2 separate regions of the Homo sapiens genome follow, and region 2 is linked to region 1. A link is an interaction called in ENCODE POLR2A ChIA-PET data of the cell type or tissue named here. Cell type or tissue: PC-3. All regions are shown on one strand. Each heading gives the region's core, and the rest is flanking DNA. Links, peaks and the distances in the headings are about the cores only.

Region 1 (5,389 bases), core at 65-5,064:
AATATTAATAACAAATTAGTCAACATTTGACAAAAAAAGGGGGAGGACTTTGCTCAAAGGTCCAAATTTCCAGTCCCTCAAGAAGTGACTCATTGAACTTACCCACCCAACCCTTGCTGGCATTTGCATTTGCAATCTTGGACTTGAGGCCTATGTGGCAGGAAGGTCAAGCAGCCAGGCACTTATTTCCTTTCTCCTCTGTCCATTGGGTCTCACCAATTAGACTGTGAAAGGAGGAAGCTAGCAAAGAAGATGACAGAAAGAGCCATCTCTTTAAGGCCTGGAGCAGAGCTCATCTAAGCCACTACCCAGGTCTCTTTCTCTTACCAACCCTTTCCCCCAAGAGGACAGAGTTTCAGGTGTATCTTCTGGCAAACAGAGCCAGGGAAGAAAAATCAGCAGAAGAAAAGTATTTCTTTAGAATTATTTATTCTAAAGTCCATGAACCTTATCAAAGTGAGTGACTTTGCCCAGTTTTACACCCCCAGTCTCCATCTCAATGTGTAGGCTTAAATAACATAACCAGTTGTGTTACTATAATGACCTAATAGCACATCCCTGCAGACTCCACTTCATTCCTGCATCCATTCAGAGGAGGCCCAAAAGCAGGGTCTCTTCATCTGGTTTCCACATCCCTAGGCAGTGTATCCCGAAGAGTGATATGAAAGATAAGTTTAGGGGGTAGGTTTATGAATTTTTGAAAGAATAGTACTAATTTTTTTTACAGTTATCTTTTGCTTTTAATAAATGATACATTTTTCATTTATAGAAATAACATAGATTCCTTTTAAAATAATTTATGTAAATCCAAAAGGTCAACTATAAAAAAATGTGAGACTGGGGATGAAATTATGGCAGTTTGGGATGATTTTTACCTCAGGAGGGTCTAAGACGGGCTTCTAAGGTTTCATAAATTCCTTGAAAATTTATGGGGGATTGTATGCTAATATAATTTTTTTTTTTCTGGGAGGAAGGTCCACAGTTTTCATAAGGTTCCCCTAAAGAACCGTGAATCCAAAATGTTAGGAATGATTGTCCTAGAATCTATGCTGTGATGTTCAACACTGTAGCCACTAGTCACTAACCACACATAGCTGCTAGGCACTTCATACTTGCCTAGTTCAAATGAGATGTGCTATAAGTATAAGATACACACTAGATTTTGAAGACACCATGAAAAATAGAATGTAGAATATCTCATTAATATTTTTCTGCTGGTTACTTGTTGGAATACTATTTTACATATTGAGTTAGAAAATGCAGTATTAAAATAAATTTCACCTTTTTTTTTAATGTGGTTACTAGGAAATTTAAAATTACAGATGTGAGTTGGATTTGTGGCTTACTTTATATATTTAGTGGACAGTACTGGGTTATAGTATAAGGCCAAGAAAAATAAGATAATCTCTGAAGTCCAAGAGAAATTAGAATTATGAATATATTTTAAGGCATATTTATAATGTAAGAAACAAGATAAATTTTGAGAAAAAAATGAATTTTTACAAAATATTGATTTGGAGAGAAACAATTATACAGGTATACACTTCACTTTGTCCCCTTAATCACTTAGCCAGGAAAATAAACCAGTAGTAGAAGCTTAAACTGTTCTATTCTTTCAAATTAAAACTACAGTTTCCATAGATTCAAATGAAGGTAGAAAACAGTAACGGTTTTAAAGTTCCTGGGAAAAGTAGGTAAATGATTTAAGTATCATTTTCTTTGGTTAATATAATCTATATCCACCAAATAACAAAGAGTTTATTGTATTTGCTTTGGGCCAGGCCCACCTCCCATCTCTGTCTGATGGCCCCTCACTAGGATAATTAAAATGTCTAAGTCTTTTAGAGGAACTCCTGAAACTCCTTTCTTTGCCTGGACAGAAGCTTTCATCTCTGGGTCTGCACATCTTGGGGCATCACAATCTCTCTTCAGCATTTCCTTTCTGAACTGAAAGCTGATTCCTTCAATGTATAGTTGCTCAGGTGCAAAGGAATATTACTGTGAATTGTTTTCTTTTCCATTGTTATTATCAAGGCAATGGTTCATCTAGATCCTTCTACTGGAAGTCATTTCTTGTTACAGAAGCTTGTATTTTCTATGGCTGATCAATATATGAGAATAGTCCCATGTTCATTTTATTGCATGGTCCTGCATCTAATCATCTAATCTTTCACAGAAAAGATTAGCTCCATCTCTCCTACCTAATATCCTGCCACCTTTTGTAACACAAACACGATTTGGGTGCTAATAAATGTATCAGTCCCAGATCGGTACAGATACAGAGCTCATGAGTGAATTTGGCCATAAGAGCATTTTTCTTATGAGCATTACATTCATGCCCACTTGTTTCCCATTCACTCCCATTCTGTTCCTCAAAAATCTATAGCAGAAGGCCTATTGGTGTTTAGGGTTTCCATAAAGTGATGTCATTCCGTTGAGCTTTAAGTGGCCCACAGATAATGTTACCATCATGTTTTCTTCAATGAGATGACTTGTTCTAACTAAGTCAGGCCCCAGGCAACCACCATTCCTACGCACGGTTTTTGGTTTTTTTTTTTTTGGATCCTGTTGTCTCTTTACTTTCTGGGAGCAGCATTTCTGCCCTTTAAAATGGCAACTGCTCCCCAAGCCAAGCAAGACAGGAGCTGTTAATGGCTCTGTTTGTTTTCAAATAGCATTCTTAGGGAGGAACAACCATCATACAATACATCTAGCTATGTGGAGTGCAAGAGCTCCACTTGCATGTTGACTTGTTGACTCAGCCTTCTCCAATTTTACTGTGCATAAAAATCACCTGGGATCTTGTTAAAGTACAGATTCTGATTCATTAGATCTGGAGTGAGTCCTGAGATTCTGCATTCCTAACCAGCTCCCTGGTGGGGCCAATGCTTCTAGCCACAAACCATGCTTTGAGCAGCAAAGGATCATCTCTAAGAAACTTTCCATGTTCATTGTTCTATAATCCTGTGAGATCAGAAACACCAATAGTTGGCATAAGCAGATGAAGATTCTCCCCAGGACCTCCACTAGAATACTCCAGAAGTCATAATACCAGTTGTAGAAATTTATCTAAATAGGAGGATTTAGAAATTAAGTATGGGAGTCAATCCCCAAATCATTTCAGTATCTTGAAATAAAGCAATCAGTGGACCAAACTTACTATCTAATAGTTCTTTCAAATGTTTGAAATGTTAGGTTTCTCTTTGAATTTCAAATGTTTGAAATGATTATGTGTAGTCAAGGATTAAACCATAAGCAGTACTGTTATAAACCACCATAATGTGCTACATCTGTTAATAAAAGACCTCCTCTTCCAGCTTCCACCTTGGTCTGAACACCCAATATGAAAGTTTTCTACAATCTCCCCAGCCACCTTGGATACCACCCCTGTGGGCACTTGACCTGCCTCAGTCTCACCCCACGCTTCATCTCAGTTTCAACTGAGTCACAGGTAGGTCATTTCTACAGCAGATCTACTAGGATCACACACCGCACATCTCAGTTTCTTTATTGAGGACCTGAGAGGTCATAGAAAGAAGTCACTTTGTTAACTTTATAGCCTCCTGTCTTCTCTGTGGTGCTTTGTCCAGTTTGCTCATTCATTCATTTCCATCCATCCATTCATTCTATCTTTCTCCTTCTCTTCTTTAGAGTAATGGCCAAAACCTCCCCTTGTCTACAGCAGAACAGTTCCACTGTCACCCAGATCCTTTGGAAATTTATCTTTTTACTTCCAAGCACACTGACCAAGGCATTTTTTTCCAAATAAACAGCTCCTTTCCTTGAGAAATTGTGTTGCTAGTTGTTACTAGATGTCATTTGCCCATCCTGTTACATCCAGTTACTTTTTTTGCTCTAACCTCTTTTTTATTGTGAAATATAATATACATACAGAAAACTGCATACATATCAACTTTTTACCTTCAACTTCTACTCTCTTTGAATTTTAATGGAGAAATCAGTTACTTTTCATTAACAACATATTAAATAAAAACATAAATCATTTAGTAACATGGCTATAATTGTAGTCCACAGATCCAAGATGTAAATGAACCAAGGCCAAGCTTAAATGAGAACACTAAAGGTCCATGTAATCTGTTGGTTGCTAAATGGGATATGCTCAAATCTTTGTTTCTTATTCCTGATTTCCAGAAAATCAAGTAGGTAAATGCTCTTACAATGAGCAGATTCAATGCTGTATCTACTTGCTGAAAAATATGTATTATACTATTTAAGATTACATGAGAATTATAAAATATGTATGATAGGATTTTGGATTAAATGGGAACATCAAAATAAAATGAATAAAATCGATAATTTCAGCAGGCTCTTATGTAGTCAGGGTCTATCTCTTCAGACTGTGTATTAAATTCTTGCTTCTTGCTTTTGGCTGTCTGTCTTTTATAATTTTACAGACAATAAGAAGAAGCAGCAGAAGAGAAAGAAGTCAAACACATAGTCTATCAGATGAAATTATTATTTATTAATCATTCTCATGAAAGATTTGCTGGGGGAGAAAGGTTAAGCTTATTACTACATGGTGGTCCCTAGATTGGTAGGTAGTTCATCATTGCTGCCTCAGACCCTGTTAACATTGATAACTAATGGCTGGCATGATGCCTGTCATATTAAATGCTTCCTCTCAAAGGAAGAAAAACAGCACTGAAAGAAAGTAATTGGTTCACTCTCAATTAATTGCAAATGGTTTTAAAAGAGCAAGGAGAGGCCGGGTGCAGTGGTTTATGCCTGTAGTCCCAGCACTTTGGGAGGCTGAGGCGGATGGATCACCTAAGGTCAGGAGTTCGAGATCAGCCTGGCCAACAGGGCAAAACCCCATCCCTATTAAAAATACAAAAATTAGCTGGGTGTGGTGGTGCCTGCCTGTAATCTCAGCTACTCAGGAGACTGAGGCAGGAGAATCACTTGAACCCAGGAGGCAGAGGTTGCAGTGAATTGAGATTATGCCACTGCACTCCAGCCTGGGCGACAGAGTGAGAGACTCTGTCTAAAAAAAGCAAGGAGAACACTTGCTGTTGTCTTTGATGATCAGTCTAAATATAACAATCCCTGCCTGTTTTTCTTCATTGATTAACTTCAATTTCAAAGGTATGTTAGTGTGCCAAATGTTTGAGGTAGAAAAAATTTTCCAACATGTAATAAATCATAATATAGCAACAGTCCAGAAATGATACCAAATTGCCTTCAATAATGAAAACAACAACAAGAGAACAAAACCTGCTAAGTGTTGAAAATAGGTTTTAGGACTGATAGCCCTCCTTCCCTCCCTCTCCCTTTCTCCTCTTTAATTAAAGTCAAATTCCACTTATTCTTCTAGGCTTGATACAAATTCTAATGCCCTCAGTCAAGGATTCATAGATCACTGCAATCC
Region 2 (5,389 bases), core at 182-5,181, 320 kb after region 1:
CCATTGGCAGATCTGGTGTACTGTTTCTCAATTTGGGCTGCTCATCAGAATCGACTGGAAACTACAAATACTGATGCCCAGGCCCTACTCCCAGAATCTGGTTAAATAGTTTTGGTGGAACCCAGGCATGAGTCATTTAAAAGATTTTTTTTTAACTTTGATATAATTTCAGACCTGCAGAAAAGTTGCATTAGAATAAAGAATTCACCCTTCAGCCAAATCTCTCTCTCTCTCTCTCTCTCTCTCTCTCCTGTTTCTCTCTCTCTGTATATAATTACTCTGAACCTCTTTGAGAGTATGTTGCAGATATGATGCTCTTTTATCCCCAGATAGTTCCCAAATATGAGGAATTCTCATGCACAACCACAGAACAATAATTAAGTATCAGGAAGTTAACAATACCATTATGTAATCTGTAAACCTTATTGAGATTTTCTACATTTTTTCAGTAATGTCCTGTATAACAAAAGAAAGCCCATGATCAGGAGTGGCTATTTTTTAACATCTCTCCCCTGATGTTAGTGTACAGCTGAGAACAAGTGGAAAGCAAGCATGCGTTCAGCTGAAGCTGGAGGCAGTAGGAAAAGGCTCTGATGGTAACAAATCCTCCTGGAAGATTCCTGGCGCCCCAGGAGAAGGTATTTGCAGGGCTGCGCTCGAGAGGCAGCAAGAGAGTAGAGACAAGGAAGGGCAGACCCTGCGCTGGGAGCCCAACCCTCAGCAGGGTCCCCCTGTGGTGACTCCTCCCGCCCGGAATTTGGGGGTGAGGCATGGACCGACCCTGAATTTCACCATTGTCCATGCCTCTCACCCCTCGCCCAGAAGACATAAAAATAAGGGTCTTGAAAGTCTTGGATTTCTCTCCACGATTGCCTTGCAGCCCTCAGGGTGGAGGCAGGTGGGTTCATCCAACTGAAGCTGCTTTCTCAGCAGTTGTCCGGAACAAGGCTGTTAACTCAGCCTGGGCACAGGGCTCAGGGTGCGGCCGCGTCACTGGTCGGGTGCCTGAACCTGGCGGGGAGACGTGTGTGTCCACAGGGGGCAGGGCAAGTGAGGAGGGCAAGAGCACATCAGCCAGTGCGACCCAGCCAGACAGTGTCTTCTGGCAACTTCCCTAGCGGAAGCCTCCACCATGTGTGCATAGCAGGTGCATAGGGGCTGAGTAGGAGAGTAAGAGCTACAGCCCATATCAGCTCCTGTTGGGGAGAGGGAGGAGACCCAGGTGGTGTTGGTGGGGAGCCCGTTCTCTGCTATCAAACAGCTTCACCTCCTCCCCCATGTTTCGGTAGAGCCAGAATGGGAAAATAAGCAGGGAATGCACATCATGCCGGTATGGTGTACTTTCCCGGACTCTAGTAGTGTTGGGTAAGCAACAATAGAACAGAGAAAGCTAGAGGGTAAGGAATGGATAAAGGCAGTCTTAGTTAACCAGTAAGTATTTAATACAAGATGGCAGATACCTTTTCTCTATTTGTTTGGTTATCTATTACTACAAAACAAACCACTCCAAAAGTTTGAGTTTAAAATGACTATTTTGTTATTTCTCAGGATTTTGTGGGTTGACTGGGGCTTAGATGAACATTTGTTTATTTTTGATGGTCTCAATTGGAGTCTCCCAGATAACTGCAGTCAGATGGTGGCCAGGACTGGGTGTCATTCCACATGTAGTTTCAGGCCTCTTTTTCTTTCTCTCTCTCTCTTTTTTTTTTTAGAGACAGACTCTCACTAAGTGATTCTCCTGCCTCAGCCTTGAAAGTAGCTGGGATTACAGGCATGAGCCACCACACCCCGCTATTTTTTTTTTTTTTTTTTTTTTTTTTTTTTTGCAGAGACGGGGTTTCACCATGTTGTCCAGGCTGGTCTCAAACTGCTGACCTCAAGTGATTTGTCTGCCTCTGCCTCCCAAAATGTTGGGATTACAGGCGTGAGCCACCGCGCCTGGCCAGGCCACCCTTTCTGTATTTTCCTCTCCCAAGTATCCATCTGTATGGTGTCTGGACATTTTGCAGTGAGGCTCAGGGCTCCCAGAACTGCAGTGTTGGAAGTTGCCAGCTCTTCAGGCATAAGCCCAGATCTGATACAGCTCACTTCTGCCACAATTTGTTGATTCAAATCACAGGATCAGTCACATTCAATGTAGAACGGGACTGCTCAAGAGTCTGAATACCAGGAGTCATGGTTCATGTGGGGCCCATCTGTGGAGATTAGTTACCTTTATTCGCTTTCTTCAGGGGCCACTGGTGATGTCCCAGCCAGATACTATAAAAATGAATGTTACTTGCAACAAATTAGAGGAAATGCTATTGGCTATCACCCTACTATGTAGCTAGACCTAAGCAGGTAATGGTCATGGGATACATCCAGGAGTGCTAACCTTACCCCTGAGTTCTCAGTGTCTGCAAATATTTCTGTGCCCCCAGAGTACTAACAGAATAGAGACTGTGTGAAGCAGGACAGTTTGGATCTACGAGGAAACCTGCGTAAAACAGTTTGGTGATGACTAAAGACCTTTTCAATGCTTCTGTGCACTCTAACACACCTCCAAACCTTGGCCTAATCTGTGGGGTTTGGTGGAGGTTAGCTGAGGAGGCGGGAAGGACCCTAGAATAGCTAAGGTTGGATATCATTTCCAGAGGGTAAGGTTGCATATGCTACCAAGTTGATTTAAAGAAATCAAGCTAAAATTAAGATATATTTTTGCATACCTAGTTTTGTGGCTTGAGACTGACTACATTTTTTATTTGTTCTTATAAAAGAAAAACAAACAAAAGTCCTAGATTGCTTGATGCTCATGACTCATTACCGTCTTCTATATCTAGCAAGCTTTCCTGAACACTTTGTTACTACCTACTTGTCTTAGTTCATTTTCTGCTGCTATAACAGAATACTATAGACAGGGTAATATAAAGAACAGAAGTTTATTTGGCTTGCAGTTCTGGAGGCTGGGAAGTCCAAGATTATGGCCCTGGCATCTGGAGGGGATCATCCCGTGGTGAAAGGGCAGAAGAGGGATGGGTGAAACCCATGAGAAAGAGAGATTCACCGAGGACTAGACGCATTTTATGACAACCCACTCTCTCAATAACCAACCTGCTGTCATGATAATGACATTAGTTCACTCATAAGGGCTCTGCCTTCACGACCCAATCACCTCTAATTAGATCACACCTCCGAACACAGTTGTGTTGGGGATTAAATTTCCAACACATGAACTTTTGGGAGATACATTCAAACCACAGCATTACTCTATTCCTACCTAGTAGGTTTAATTTTAAGAGGCCTGTGAAGAAAATAAAGGATGAAATATAATTAAATGTGATCTGAATAGTTCACCAATAATTTCTAGGTATATGCCAAGGAAAATAACACTGGTACTCATCTTAGCCATTTCTAGAAAAATAAAAATTTTAAACTGACACAGTCAACTAAGTTTTCATAAGGCAATTATATCTGACATCATCTATTCTTCTTTCTCTATCAAGACATTCATTTATATATTAAATCATCAACACTTTAACTCAAATGTTAAGGTTTTAGTTATCTTTATAAACAATCCCTATATTATACTCTTATTATTTAAATTTAGAATCTGAGCTGCACTAACATCCAAGTTTTTTTAATCTTACCAGCATTAAATATTTATTTTATCATGTTCCTGAATAAGATTAAATAGCTATAGTTGTTTAAACTGGGATGCTTTGTGAAACTACATCGTAAAAAATTTAAAAGGCCAAAGTTTTCCATTTAAGAATTCTGACTAGTGGTCATCTGTCTCCGTGGAGGCGTTTAGAATCAGGTAAGGGATCAAGCAGCAGAAGTGAGCCTGTCCCTCTGGTTCTTCTTGACACTCACTTAAAGTTATTGACAGTCCATGTTGATGCCATCCCGAAGCAATCTGGTGAGATTGCTTTTGTTAGCAAATTATCCTCCAAAAATAACATCTTCTGGCTTCTCAATTAGAGCTTGCTAAAGAATGACTGACTTTATTGTATGGGACATCTCTACGAGTAATAAATAGGCCCTTTTTCTTTCCCTAGGGAAACTAAATTGTACTGTGCTGTTCTCAGTAATAAACAGTATTATGAGTCTTGTAACATAGGAAGTACATCAAACCTGCTTTGGATGATAGATTTTATGTCTCCAAAGAGGGTTAAACTGTGTGTTTAAAGCTCTTATCATGCTGCTTAAATTCTGTGTTGCATTTTAGAGTTTAAAAAATGACATACTACAAAAATAGAAAAGAAAGAGAAGATGATTTTACAGTTTCTCAGGGTCAAGGCAGGAATACACAAATCAGAGAGGGAAAGAAAATTACATATAAATATAGAATACACTAAGTGAGTATTTTTACCTTTATTTCAAGCTTTATGTAAGTGGTTAAATTATAATTCTGCTGGGCAGATATACAGGCTATAATTTGTTATGTAGAAGATATAACTAACTGGAGGGATTTGTGCAAAGCAAAATTTGTAAAATAAGGAATATGGTTTAGGACTTTTAAAATGATAATTAGCTTGCAATGTGAATAAAATATGTAGTTTCCTTTAGAAAGTTAGGACTTAATATAGTTTGCAAATTACTCCCGTAATGAGTTCATTTACAATGAATATAAGTTCCTACTCTATTTTCATAATGAATGAAAGAGGTTTTAATGAATCACATTTACTTTTAACATCCAGCAGAAATATGGAACAATATAAAATAGAATTGAAATATTTCTTATAATATCATTAAACTGAATTATTCCTTATGAACCTTTTGGTTTTGGCATGTAGATTTTTAAAACTTTATTTTAAAAAAATTATTCATTAAAATGTATCTTCATTAAATTGGTTTGAAGGTTGGTTAACCATCACGTAAAGGTTAATGTCCAATGAAAAAAAGCAAAATGCATTTCGTAGTGTTGCAAATGAAAAGAAAAAAATGTGTATATCTGCTCTTTGATCACAGAGCAGGGCCAGCACATTTCTGTAGACAATAGCAGCAGTTTGGTATACATTACTATTACAAAGCATGGTTCATCTATCCGTTCAACAAGTTTTTATTGAGTGCCTACTATGTACCAATCCTTATACTAAGTACCGTGCTTACAAAATTACATTTGAAGAGTTAGATTTCAGTTTTTCAGGTGACCGTCAGGGAATTCTCCTGACTTAGGGAGCCTAAGTATGTAGCATAATGCCCTAATAAAGATTAAATTTATGCTTGTTTTATTTAGCTCTATAGAGAGGGTCAAGAAATTTTCTCCATCAGAGGAGAGCAAAACTCATCTTTGATGGATTGAGGATGATTTCTAATCTTGTTCTTCCAGCCTCTTCAACACCATCTGCATTTCCTCCTGCGGAGGTACAGGCCATTTGAAAAAGGAAGGGATAGTAGCTTTATTGTC

The links. ChIA-PET counts read pairs that join two places held together with the same protein. Peaks named below come from ENCODE experiments on the same cell type or tissue, not always from the same donor. Only the 100,000 strongest peaks of a DNase experiment are listed, where the experiment ranks them.
Region 2: POLR2A ChIA-PET joins it to region 1 with 7 read pairs; 3 of 35 experiments call an interaction of 5 or more read pairs at or near these places.

Annotation. Positions count from the first base shown.
Region 1 is chr3:24,320,681-24,326,069 of GRCh38, forward strand. The region is part of intron 2 of THRB (thyroid hormone receptor beta); the gene reads right to left. Among named protein-coding and RNA genes, the nearest start is that of THRB-AS1, 170 kb to the right of the region's middle. In PC-3, for the core only: no CTCF peak of the experiment used is centred there; a DNase peak (open chromatin) is centred at 2,791; H3K27ac peaks cover 1,034 bases.
Region 2 is chr3:24,644,190-24,649,578 of GRCh38, forward strand. No RefSeq gene overlaps it. Among named protein-coding and RNA genes, the nearest start is that of THRB, 150 kb to the left of the region's middle. In PC-3, for the core only: no CTCF peak of the experiment used is centred there; a DNase peak (open chromatin) is centred at 2,772; H3K27ac peaks cover 694 bases.